2 separate regions of the Homo sapiens genome follow, and region 1 is linked to region 2. Evidence: chromatin contacts called from ENCODE Hi-C data. All regions are on one chromosome and are shown on one strand. Each heading gives the region's core, a stretch centred on a gene start or an enhancer-like site at or near the end of the contact. The rest is flanking DNA. Distances are from core to core; before and after follow the strand shown. Region 1 holds the start of MAB21L1 (mab-21 like 1). Region 2 overlaps NBEA (neurobeachin).

Region 1 (7,195 bases), core at 1,200-3,699, 130 kb after region 2:
AAAACCAGCAACAAATTAAAATCTAAATCACAAAAGTAATTATCCAGTGTATTTCAAGTGCATTTTTCAAATATATAATTCAGATATTCAAGCGTTATTATATAAGCTGAATTCAAATTTCTTTGAATATATTTAAATAACATTTCAAGTATATTTATGGAATGTTAGAAATAGAACAAGCAATATTTGAAACAAAATGTAAACTTTTTAAAGTTCAGACACTTTCAAAGACAGATAAAAGTACCAGGAAGAAATCTACCTTTAAATGATATCTTTGTTAGTGGAAAATGTCTGGAAGTATCCAGAATGGCAATTTAAGTTCTGTTCACCAAATCACAAAACACCAACATCCACACTTTCAAAGACAATGTGAGATCACAATATTTGTTACAAATCAAAATATACATTACAGTTTCTTTCAGATGGCATATCCAAATCGTGTTTACTCACAGACAGATGCACCTAAATCACCAGGATTGCTATAATCCTTTGATAGTTAGGCAGAGTGTTCGTCTCGGTCTGGCGTTACAGCTGGGCTGTTTACGGAGTGTTACGGTGTACTTTTCAAGGGAGATAGGAAATCGTGTGGAAAGAAGTCTTCTAATACTAGTGGCTTTGGGTTTTTCTCCATCCGCTTCCCCTACTTTTTCTCCCCTTGTGGGGGTGGGTGAGATGATGTTTAAATATTGTATTATTATTCCTTTTTAAAGGAAGAGATTGTTTGCACTGCGGAGTGGAATATTAGGAATTGAACAGAAGTTTACACTTAATAAGGACTTTGAGAAGGGTAATAATTTCGGCTCTTGATTAAATCATCCTCTAAAGTTTTTCCAAACTTTTCGGGTTGGTCAGGATCTCTCTTGCCAGTCGCCACGTTTGTTTGGCAGCGTTTTCCAGAGCTGAGTGAGGTTTGCCTTGAAACAGATCTAAGTTCGGTAGAAAGTAGTGGGGACACCGCCGGCACTGCAGGCAGGAGATAAGTTGCAGCAAAATCCCGTTCAGCCGATCACCCAGGCAAGACTCGTCCCAGTCCGACTCTCGGGGATGCTTTTCACACTCGTAGGAAACCAGAGTCTTCATATGGTAATTGTTCAAGGGCTGGCCCGGCAGTTCAAGGTGACGATCCCTTAAGGTTTTGAGGATGGAGAGGCACTTCTTTCTGCAGCCCCCCATCTGCAGTCTGTTCTCTGCCTCCGCGAACTGCAGCACCCAGGCGTCGCTCTCCGCCGAGCTCTGCTTGCCGGCCAAGGAGTGGCACTCCTTGGACAAGAGATTGAAACCTTCCGCCTTGACCTCCGCCACCCGGTTGGGTCCCGGCCAGGGGATGTGGGGAAGTGGCCAGTGGGCAGCACTCCTCGGCCAGATCCCGGTGCATTTAAAGGCCGGCGTGATCTGCACCACGTACCTATCTCGGATTCTCAGTTTCACTTCGCTGGTGTCTGCCACCATCTTTACCACATCCCGGTAGCTACATTTGTCTACCGCTTGAGCCACCAGCGTCTGAAACCTGGACCGGATTTTGCGCGCCGAGAGGTAGCCGGAGGCGGTAATGAATTCCACCCAGAGGGACATGCTCCTCTTGCGCCCGTCGCTCAACTTCAGCACCGCGCAGCCGGGCAGTGAGCCATCGTCCACGAAGTTGAACACCCCCATTTGGTTGAGATAAAGCACCACTTCAAATTCGGTGGGGGAGATGACCTCGAGGCCCTCGTAGCGATTGTCCATCTCGTTGAGAGAGCTGATGAACCGCGGCTCCTGCACTTCCACTTCCTTCAGTACGTCGGAAACTACTTTGCAGACTTCCCGGATAGTTTTGGCAATGGCAGCTTTCCTGGCTTGGCATTTTTCGTTGTAGTATTTATTCAGATGGTAGACCAGCTTGGCCTGGGCCGCAATCATGTTGGGGCAGAGATCCGGATTGTACACCGGAGTCTCGCAGTAAGCTGTGGGATCCAATGCGGCTGCTAGAGCTGGAGCCAACTTCGGTGGAGAAACGGGCCGCAACACTCAGAAATGGATCAAAAATGCCTTTCGGAAGTGCTGCAGCGTTGGTTTCCCTGCTGCTGCTGCTGCTGCTGCTGCTGCTGCTGCTGCTGCTGCTGCTGCTGCTGCTGCTTTTCCCTTCCTTTTATCTTTGAGCCCAGCCGTTCTTAAAGTGAAAGACTGTCCTCCCCCCTCTGCTTGTCTCTCTTCCTCTTTTAAAGAATCCTTGTGTGAGAGAACCGCATGGAGAGATCACCTTCTCAGGAATAAAAAACAAAAGTTGCGCTGAGACCCAGCAAAGCTCTTCCAGTAGTCAAAATAAGCACCCCTTTCCGTATTTATTTGCGCTTTCCCGTAATCATTGTGTGTGCAGCACTGTTAATCAAATGGAGGAAAAGTGTGCTGAGTGTGTGTCCGGGGTGAGTGTGCGTGTGTATATGTCAGAAGAAGCTGCTGTTGGTTTGTCTAAGAGCCCAGATGCACTCGTGTGGAAATTATAAAGGCAGGGCCAGGCAGGCGGGCGGCCAATCGCCACTGGGCTCGTCACGACAGCCTCCTTCAGCTCCAACCCGGCTAATTAATCCCCACTCATGGATATAGGCACACAAACTAAAGGTAGGAGGCTGCTGCCGGCGGAAAACCACTCAGGCCACCTAGACAGTTTGGAAATCAAGAGGAATCTCTCAGCTTTGGTATTACTTGAAGCATATTGACGTTTTGAAAAGACTTGGCAAAGCGGCTCTCTTCTGTGCCGAAAACCTGCTTGTCTTTTACCGCTGAAATGCAAATACAGGTGTATTAATGGGCATCCATCAATTAGTGATCTTGACGGGGTTTTCTAAAACAAAATCACTAACTTGCATTTAGAGTAAGATAATTAACGTCTGTTAATCCTTGGGGTCTTCTTAAATGCAGGTTGAAAGTTTGTTCTTTCATGCAGACTACTGGCATATGGAAGTTGGCTTTAGATGGAGGAGTACCTGTGTAATTTTCTCATTCTGGATGTTCCTATATGTTAAAATGATTTTTTGAAACGTTATGGAGGTAGTATGCTCTTTTTTTACTTATGTTTTTTTCTTTTCTCCATTTGTTGAATCTGAAAATTATTGCTGAGTGTGTGAGATGTTCTACCCCTGTTTAAGTTAGGATATTTAAAAAATATTTCGTACATCCCTCTGCCCCAGCAGATGCAGTCTTTGCACTTTGGTGGACTTGCCCAGCATTACAAGCAGGACACAACGCTATATATGCACTTATAGAAACATTTGAAAAATAAATTGTCTGTGGGATGGACAGAGTACTTTAGCGTTATTTCATAGTGACCTGTATTTTAGTACATAAAATTCAGGTGAGATCATAGAGATCAAGCTTCCTCACAGATAACTATCCCGAAAAATTGAAGGTTTGGGGTATCTGGCTTGTTTACAGATGTATAATTAAGGATATATCTCCTGTCTTAAGTGTCCTTAAGTGGTGACCTGGCAGTAGACTTCTAATTTTATACTATTTCGTGTGATTTAATTAAGGGAAAATGGTTAACATTTGCAAAGAAAATTAACTTGCAGTTATCTGGGGGGTTTTTTGGATTTAAACATCATTTTGAAAACAAAAATGAAATAAATCATTTCATTTCTGAATTTTGGAACCTGGAAACAGGAGGAGGAATTTTTTTTTCTAGTTGGTGGTCCAGTTGTGTCCTCAAAGTACAGGAAACTAAAGAAATACTACTTAGTGGTTACGTTGTGGTTTTTAAAACTAGGTGGATTTTTTTAATTGTCTACCTTTAATTTAGATGCCACGTCTTTCCAATTAAGAATATTTCCCGTCAAATCCTATAACTCCCGGTAACATGTTTGTAGACACTTTCAGAGTCACTTTTAACAAGATATTCTTCAGGGCTCCCACTTGCTACTTAAGCTTTTGATTTTTGTTTGTGTGTTTTGTTTTGCACAGGCACAGCATCACAAAACCACCTATTATTTAATTTCTCCTTATCCAACAGTGATAGATTCCAATTTAGCTGAAAATAGTATACATTGGGGTGCGTGGCACCCAGCTACTCTATTTCCCAAGAACCTTCCATCCCCTTAAGAGCAGGGTCTGGGAACACCCAAAAAACCCCTCCCCACTTTGCCGTCATCGCGGGTGAATGCACCACTACCTTTTGGCAGTTGGAGGGGAGACCCATCAGAGCCGGAGAACCTGCAGCCACGACGGCGAGGATGTGCAGTGGTCTCTGGGGAAACGCCGCCTTCTGCCCTCACCCGGCGCGTGTGGCCCTGTGCCGTCCGCTCGCCGCCTCTCTCTCGCTGCTCCGCATTCCCGTGCCCTCTTACTTTCCTCTCTGGGCTCAAGATCGCTACGCTTTATTTCTGCGTGAGCTTATTTGAAAACCTTACTTGGTGTCCCGGCTTACTCTCCACGTCTGCTCCAGACCACGGTCTGCCCACGCACCCCTCAGCCTGCACCGCCCACGTCCGGCCCAGGTGTGGTCGCAGCCAAGCCCCAGCCGCGGGCCCCTGCGCCCTGCGCTCTCTCCCTTGGGTTCAGGCCAGAGATGCTTGCCCCAAGACCTCGCCCCTTGCCTTCTTGGGCCACCTGCAGAACACCCTTGGTTGTCAAGGACGTGAGACAGCCGAGGACGGGGAGGCCCCAGGGCTGTTCGGGGGACCTTAAGTGGGTCCAACGGGAAGGACGCGGGCCTGCGAGGGATGCCGGTCGGGCCTGGCTGGAGCCAGGCGCGCAGGTGGCGCATCTTCGGGGCTCACTGTGCAGCTTAATTGGGTTAAAGCGAAGCTAAACACCGAAGCACTTTGTGCAAACTAATTGGTGCAACCAGCGCCTTTTCACTAACGATTTGCACTTTGAGAAAGAAAAATGGATGGTGAGAAAAGGTATACTAGGAAACTCATTAGATCTAGAGTGTTCAGGAAAGTGAAGTCATTTAGTTTAAAGGACGCCAGGACTGTGTTTTCTAAGCTGCTTCCTTAAGCACCCCTCACACAAGGAGCTGAAGGTGATTTACATAACATAGGATTCACCGGTCCGCGATTATCACTGTGGGTGAACTGGGCGCCCTGGAATGAATAATACTCTAGTGCAAGTACTGCTTGTTGCTGCAACACAGTGATTTTCTATTACACTGAACACGTGAAATGAATTGCCTTCTGTAGCTGAATCCTTTCAGTGATCGTAGACGCCCCTCATTGTTGAAGCGAGAATTAAGCTATTCGGAGAAGCGTGTTTTCCATCCCCGAAATTTTTTTATGGAAATGACCTATAGAGAGGGATTGCAAATAACAGTACATTTTTGTGCAGTTCAGCCGATTTTAATCTAGGCTTGGGGGATATATTTATTTTATGGGAGTAATATATTTAACTATTTTTCAGTGAATTTTAAAAAAATATCATTTGACCTATTAAACTAGTTATGTCAAATGATTATGTAGTACATAGAGATGGCTTAATATACATTTATGTATTAATGTGAAAAGTTTTTTTAAAAAACTCCAGTTATACCAGTCTTGCAATATTTTTTGTTGTAAATATACTCAGTGCTACTAGAATAAAATTGTGTGTGTGTCATGCTTTAGGATGTAAATACTTAATTGTTTTCAGTGGTAGGCATGCAGACATCTTTGACATGAGCTAATAATAGAATGATAATTGAGGAAAACTGGCCTAATTGAAGGAAAAAAATCTCAAGAATCTCATGATTTAATGATAGTTTGAAATGCTTATATTGAATGGTATTTAGAATTTTAATGCCTAACTGACTTTTACATTGCATTTACTTAGTTTATGAGGCAGGCTCGATTTAAAATGTACCAGTTAGGAAAAAAAAAAAAAAAAGCAATAAGGACATAGCACACCATTATCATAAATGTTAGTAGTATTAGTGAATATAAAATAATTAAATATTGTGATCCTTAACACTTCGAAGCGTTCGAAATAACAGTGGCAAAACAACTTTGCCTCAAGTAGTATTTCCTAAATAACTTGTCTCCACTTCTGCAGACCTGCTTACTTATATGGGATATACAAAGTAATTCATAAATAGTGTCATTATTAAGCTTAAAGAAAAACCCTGTTATGTTGAGAAATACAAGAATGCAATATTTCTTTGTTTTCGAAAAAAACCTGATTTAAATTTGAATTGCATGTTCACAAATCTCAGTAATTGTAACCTTTCATCTGGAAAAAAGGTATCTGTTAAAGGATATGCACATACATGTTAAGTGCTTATATAGATATTGTTTGGTGTTTTTTCATTATCTGCTAGCTGCTAGTCTATTCACAAGTATTAATGAATTTAAAGTTTTATTTTTTTAATATGTGCTTATTACGCTGGGGAGATAAAAAGAATATGAAGTTGAGTTTATTACATTATTTATCCCTACTGCTGGAGTGGCTTTGAAGGCTCATTGTAGCCATCTGATTTCTTTCCCCCTTCTTTTTTTTTAAATGCACCCAGGCTATTTCAAGTGTTTCATTCTGCCAGACACAATATATTTCTTTTTTTACACTAGAGAAATTAAAGACAGATATTTGTGCAGGGTTTTCTTTATGTGTCACATTAAATAAAGTAAAATAGAGAGAGTTTTTCTGGTAACCTAATTTGATGGCATCTATACCTTTCTTCCTGTGTGATTCCTGGTATAAGAACACTTGAGACAAAAAATAGCTTGAAACCTTTCAAGGTTTCAGTGATTTCTTAAAGTAATTATTTCATCTTTTAATATCAGATTTATTTCAAAGTCAAGCAGAGGATTGAGGTCACTGTTTGCACAATTTAGACCCTATTTTATTTCTTCAACTAGAACATTTTGAGAATCGTGGTTAATTTTTTAGAATTGTTTATTCTTCACTTGACTGATAAAGGCCTTTGCCTCAGTTTTCTTCATCACCCTAGTTCACAATCATATAGTCACATTTGTAGTGAAGAGTACTTTTTTTCTCTACAGTGTTGCTTAATAAGCTTGATATTGGTATTAATAGGTTTTTGAAAAGAAAATTTTGAGATTAAAAATGGAAGTTGGGAGTATACTTGTAAGAATTGACCACCGCTGCTTGATTTGCAGACTTGAAGTAATACTGGATAACTAGCCAAAACTTTTCTTTTGGTAGAAAAAGAAATTTAAAGCCTGGCTTATTTTCATAATTGTCTCTGTTTCCTCACTTCATTTGCATATGTACACAGAGGTACAGGATG
Region 2 (6,782 bases), core at 3,668-6,167:
GAGATCAGAAACAGGGAATGTTCCAGATTGTTCACTGAGGACTGTGTAATCTTAATTATAAGAGCAAACAAGGAAAATCACATGCCAATCTCCCTTATGAATATAGATCTGTAAGTTCTAATTAAAATATTAGCAGAACTCAATTCAACTGTGTATAAAAAGATAACATGTGTATGTGGGGCAAACTGGAAGACGGTGATGAGGGAAATTTATCCCATGAATGCAGGAGTTGTTCATCATTTTAAAAATTTCTAAAAATGTCATTCATTTATCACATTAAAAGTGAAAACTTTTATGATCATCTTAGTAGGTGCAGACATCTAGTAAAGGTCAGTAACGTTCATGATTAGAAAGAATACTCTTAGCAAATTAAGAATAGAAGAGAATTTTGAACTATTTTAATTTAAAAAACAATATCTACAGAAAACCTGCAGCTTTATTTATAAAACTCACAAGCAATCTGAACAACATATTGCTTTGGCATATATACATATGTGAGATAAAATGGTTTGTTAAGGAAGCAAGAGACTGATAAATACCAAGTGCAGCAGAGTGGTTTATTTATTTATTTATATATTTACATATACTATTATTTTTAAGTGAGTGAGCTTAGGATAGTAAAGACATTCGTGTCGCCTCTCAAAACCTGAGTTAAAAACAACTTGACTGTGAAAAAGAAATATAGATTTTATCCTCAGTGAAAATTCATTTTGTTACTTTCCTTAGCAGTCTAGATGTAAGACTGAGAAAGGAGACCAGTGTGTTAACCCAGGGTCACACATCTTTGACTCCAGTGCAGCAGGTAGATCAGGAATTAAGTGAAGGTGTTGGCAAGAGAGTGGTTAAAACATGGAATTGTGGGATCCCAGATGGATGCAAAAGGAAGTGAATTATTAAGCAGAAGAGGAAAGAGAGCAGCAAGGATAGGAGATCATGATCTGAGAGTAGACTTAAAGCATAAAGACTTGTGAAATGAAGCTACTTATGGCCATTGGATTTATTTGCTGAAGTAAGGGAGACTTGAAGATCTTTTGAGTTAATCAGTCAAAGAATTGTGAGCTGCTGTGATCAATGTTTTCCATGTGGATAATGGTGTCATTCAGAGTGGTGTCAAGAGTCATGGAAAGATACCTTCTCTTCGTGTAAATAAAACATCATAGATCAGTTGGCAGAACTCATAAGTGCCCAAGATAGGGGAACAGACTAAAAAACTGATACAATTTCTTTGGTGTGTCTGAGGACAGGAGTCTTTTGTTACAAAGCCTCCACCCCCACAGCCATGCTGCTTTGCTTTTCTAATCCACTGCTTTGCTCCTGGGAATGATATGTATTAGCCAGCCAGACCATGTACCCTTCCCTTCCTGCTGTCTCCTGTTAATCTATTTAAGTTTTGTAATTTGCACTAATTTGCACATATTAGATTTCTTCCTGGCTTTCTTCAGCCTTCAGCATGCACTAGACAAAGCCATTGAACGAAATATTCTAATATCACATCTCTTCTCTCTTTTGAAGCCTCTCTACAAAATGTAGGCTGATAATATGATCAAAAGTTAATAATCAGAGTTTACGTGATGTTCTTTTTTAGCTTCTTTTAATTTTCCATTTCCCTCAGTGATTAAGACTGTATGTTTGTTTGCCCTCCAACGTCATTTACAGAGGAGTTTTTATCTTTTTTCCTAAGTATTGTCACATCTAACAGATTTCCATAACCTTTGTATTCTTTTAATAATTTGTGTTGTGGTTAACTTTTAGACTGAAAACTGGACAACTTTCCCATTAGAATGTGTCTATGTCCCCCTCAACAGATTGGAGAGATAGCTGCTCCATGCTTCTAGGAAATATCTGCAGCTATCCTGCTGCTATGCAAGATTTTACTGGTGCCGCTGTCATATTGTCAGAACCGTTCCCACTGGTCCTAGAGTGACAGAGTAGTTATTTAACCTAAATCTTATCAAGGAGTGATTAAATCTATATCTGAGCAGACATGGATTTTAGACGGATTTCTACTGAGAACTATCTTGAGTTCAGTGTTGCTCAGTATTTACATTACCACCCTAAAATAAAGGAACCATTCACCTGTCGGTTTTTATGGAAGATGCCACAAAGATATTGCAAGTAATTTGGTGGGAAGATATTAAAACTTCATGTTTTGTAATTCAACCTTGATATTAGAAAGAACAAATAAATCCAGTATAGTCACACTCACCTCAAAGACATATGTAGGCTTTTAAAATTATATTTAAACAATAAATTAGAAATATCAGAATACATAATGATATTTTGTTTCTTCTGCTTATATTTATGTATCAGTAAAGAAGAAAGTTTGCCACAGGTAGACATGATATAGTGAAGAATATAGGAGGAATTACTAGGACTTAGTATTTAGTAAGTACAGAAATTAAAACAAAGTTAAACCTATTTCCATCTGATTTATATTTATGAAAACTTGAGCAAAAAAAAGTTGATATATTTCATTAATGAGCAGTGAAAAAAAGTAATGCTGTTATTGAAGTAGTACTCCTGTTTAAAATCCCCGGAAAGAAAAACTGGACAATGAAGGAATATGAGGATTAGAATGAAATTTAAAAAGGACATAGACAAAGGAACTGAAACCACTTCTTAAGCTTGCCCTTTAAGGAAAACCCAGAATGACTTGAAGGTAGCTTTTTAAATATTATTTTTTTTAATATGCAGTAATTACTTAATGCAAAAAAAATTGAAGAAGACACAAAAAGGCCAAATCATTGTTTTTAATTGACACAGTGAAAAACAAAATGATATTAGTTATTATAATCAATATTATCTTCCCCTCCTCTTCCTCCTCCTCCTCTTCCTCCTCCATCTCCTCCATGATCATCATCATCATGTGGCTTAAACCAGTAATCAGTTTTTTTCTTTCTTATGATTCTCATTGCCTGGGCTCAGCTAAGCAGTTCTCTCTGGCTCCATGTGGAGTTGCCTGGGTCTGCAGTGTCCTGAATGTGACTTACTTTGGGCTGAGACCTCATTTAGGCCTGAGAGCCCGAGCAATTCTGTGCTCTTCAATGTGCTCCATGTGATGTGGGCTTCTCTCAGGGGAGCAACAGACTCCAGAAGAGAGAGTTCAAAAAAAATCAAAAGCTGCCTGGCATCTTATGTCCTAGCCTCAGGAGTCACATAGCATCACTTCTGCTGTATTCTGTGGCTCACAGGAAGTCACAGGGCAAGTCCAGATCCACAAGGAGTAGAAAAAGTCTCCATTTTTTGATGACAAAGTCACACTGCAAAAGAGCATGTGGGATGGGAAATGTTGTTGCAGCCATCTTTGGAAGTAATCTCTGCCACATGTTATTAAAGAAGTTAGAAGAAGCTCACTGTGTGTACATGTGAAAAGATGTCCAAGATACATTTCTATGTGAGAAAAGCTGGGTAAAGAACAGACTGTATAATGTACTAATAATTATCAGTGTTAGGAAGTGTGGGAAAAGAATATATTTGTATTTTTATTTATATATTTTAGAAGTCTCTGAAACACACCCAGGCATAACAGTGGGTACCTGTTGAGGTTGAAAATTTGGTGACTAGGGGACATAGTGAGAGGCTTTTCACTGTAAAATGTTACTACACATTTTAAAAATAATTCGAATCTCCTAAATAAGTAACTTCTGTAGTTAAAAAAGTCAGCTATATGGTTGAACTTTAACTGTAGTTCCATATTAGAATTTGGAATCTCAGCATTTAAAAGAATTTTAGATGTCATTTAGTCCTATCATCTGCATTATTTAAAGTAAGAATCTACATGGTTTATCTGAAATTCAAATTTAACTGGGCATCCTATATTTTTAAAAATTTTATTGAGGTACAATATAAAAAAATAAAAATAAAGTAAGAATCTAGTCTGTTGATTTCCTAAAGTGTGGTCATTGAACTTATCTGTGAAAAATTACCTCTAAGATAGTGACTTCTGTTGCATAACCATTTGAAAACACTCCAACCAAAATTTTTTATTTTTGAGGAACCTATCTTAATTGAATTAACTGAATTGCTGATTAACAAGACACACTATTTAACAGAGGAATTGGTGCAACAGTTTTATGACATCTTTCTATATTTCACATTTTACTGAATCATAATTTAAAATATATTAATTTTATATCTAGCTTTATCTAAAACTTATGTATATTTGAAGTACTGAAATCTGATTATTGAAAAAAATTGGACTGACCAAAGCTATTAAGAATAATATTTCTAAAGGTATTTTTCTTTTTAGATTACTGTGCCATGCTATGAAGGACCATATAGTCCGTGTTGCAAATGAAGCTGAGTTTATTTTGAACAGACAAAGAGCCGAGGATGTACATAAACATGCAGAGTTTGAGGTAAGGTTTTGGGAGTAGACTAAATTCTGCCTTTCTATTATAAGCCAAAAATCACCTATCTGTGACCTTACATAAGAAGGTTTTTTTAAAAGGAAAATTTCACTGAAGGCATTTCTGTTCCTGTTTTTTAAAAGCTTTAGTAAATGTCAAACAGAGTACTAATATATTTTCACCCCATTTACAGCATGAAAACATTCCTTCTGCCCTATATATGCCTAACCATTTGGTAGACTGAAGTTATTCTAACCTACTCAAGAGTAAATGCAAAAAATAATTTATAATGCAACAATTTTAGTTATTTTAAGCTAGCAGAGATTTACACACCAATAGGTAGATATGAGTATATGATACAGTTATATGAATAAACTCATATAAGATTCAAAAAAATCTTTCAATTTCTGTTTTATACATAACAGTTATTTATTATTTCAGTTTATTCCATTTACAAGACAAAATAGGTCCGAGAAATATTTATGTGCCCTGCTGTTTGGCTTAGTTGGACTTGAAAGTAATAAATGACTCACCAATTTATTCTCCTGATACAACAGGCTAACAAGTATGGTGTAGCTAGAAATCAGAGCCCACAATTCTAGTTTTGATGAGGTTTTTATCTCAGTAAAGCAGCTCTGTGAGTCATACAAGTTGATAGACTAGGTCTAGTGATCTCTGACCTAGCTGGCTGAAAAGCATGAGACAGGAAAATAGCCACTATCGCTTTCAAACACATGACCTTTGCTTCATTTGGTCAGAAGAGGCACAAGACAAGCAGCCACTTGTCTTGTGAAATTGCAACAACCGTATTCTGAGAAAGATACCAGATATTTTAAACTTCGATAAAAGTATAGTGATCTTTAAGTGTTTATCAAAGTGAAGTTTCGTATTAGTAAAGATTTGGAATCTCAACTGAATTCCCTGCAGGATCAGTTTTGAGTCTCTTGTATTTCCACTAAGAAAATCAAGATAATTTGTGAGGATATAAGCAGATCAATATTTGTCATGTGAAAACATTTAAAATAGATTTTCAAGTGGCTAGATATTAGTTATGAGCTTTAACATGTTTAACCAAGGTGACATTAAGCCAAGGGCAGTGTTTCTCAACCTTTTTTATTGTTGTTATTGATTCCCTAAGGAGTCCTTTTAGACATTTTGCCTAATTGGCCTCTCATCCCAAAGAAATTTTATAATACCACCCATAGGCTGTGTATCTGTTTTTGTACTTACATACATTTGTGTTTTATGTACTGAAATAACAATATTTTTATCCCCCACCCGACACACACCAATTTTTCACTCTTAGGAATGAGATTACTCTCGTTGTGGGTCATCTTCCCAAGGTGATAAGAGGTTTCCAAGGAAACATGAAGACTTAGTGTTTTTTAGATTTTATAAACATAAAATATAATATTAATGTAAATGTAATTTTGATTATATTGCCAGTGTTATTTGATGATTGTACCTTATTTTTTTAACCTGAAATGTTTATATCTCTCCTTTTTGGGTTAGAGCTATTGATGTGTGTGTGTGTGTGTGTGTGTGTGTGTGTGTGTGTGTGTGTGTAGTTTACACAAAGATATCCCTTTTAAATTGTAAAAGATTTTACAAGTCATGACATTTTGCTAGAACTTTTTGAGGAATTTTTCTATCCCCCATATCAGCCTATAATTAGGAAGAAAAGTATATTTGATTTTAGATGGGTACTTCACAGTTAAGTTTTTTTAGTTAACTACTGTAGTTGTTAAGGAAGAAAAATGAAAATTTAATTTTACTCTCCAATGAGCTAATGAAATATTAACCTCATTACTGAGGCAGATCGTTGTACTAATTGGTGATTCCCTGTACAAAAAGATAAATTGGAAAATGAATTAATCCTTCTTAGATTACTGTAGGGTTATTTCTCCAGAAGAGATTACTTGTGGTAGTAGTGTATATCAATAGATAAATGAGAGGAATATGTTCAAGTACCTTCCATGAAATAGATTTTTGCATAGTAATGATGAATGTGAACTACTTCTATTTATTTTATCAGATGTATGAGACTTTTTTCTTCCTAGTTATATTACTTGTATTACACATTTATTAATGTTAAAAGTTATAGTCACACCACTCTGTATATTTATTGTAGTTTTCTGTATAAAAACTACAATAACAAGAATCAAATTTATAATTAAAGAAATATTTCTCTTTATGTTTACATTAAATATTTTTAATACAAAAAATGATCCATTGATAGCAGTGTTGCTAACAAATGTAAGAATGAATACATGTCAGATAGCTGACATGACAACTGATAATTATGGGAAAAGGAAGGTAAGAATAAGGTAGTAGTTCTCATGAAACCCTTTGAACACATTACATTTTAAGAATATGGAGGGATCATAGAAAAAAATCTTGTCTCAGCTCCTCATTTACAAATATGAAACTGAG

The links. Hi-C counts contacts between places; a loop is a spot of excess contacts on that map.
Region 1: a map of Right ventricle myocardium inferior shows a loop between it and region 2 (1.9-fold over the local background). The contact joins the promoter of MAB21L1 here to the enhancer-like site in region 2. A Hi-C loop is called at or near these places in 1 of 168 maps with a recorded cell type or tissue (Right ventricle myocardium inferior).

The regions. Positions count from the first base shown.
Region 1 is chr13:35,474,240-35,481,434 of GRCh38, forward strand. MAB21L1 (mab-21 like 1) reads right to left here and starts at 2,450. Exons shown (of 1, transcript NM_005584.5): 1 at 1-2,450. The coding sequence starts at 1,899. The coding sequence ends at 820. All of the region lies in intron 41 of NBEA (neurobeachin), which reads left to right. RefSeq lists enhancers at 1,026-2,022, 4,536-5,332.
Region 2 is chr13:35,344,859-35,351,640 of GRCh38, forward strand. NBEA (neurobeachin) reads left to right here. Exons shown (of 59, transcript NM_001385012.1): 37 at 4,250-4,358. Among named protein-coding and RNA genes, the nearest start is that of MAB21L1, 130 kb to the right of the region's middle. RefSeq lists an enhancer at 4,814-5,108. Within about 2 kb of position 4,918, at least 3 of the 41 ENCODE cell types and tissues checked have a DNase peak (open chromatin) inside an H3K27ac peak, as active enhancers do.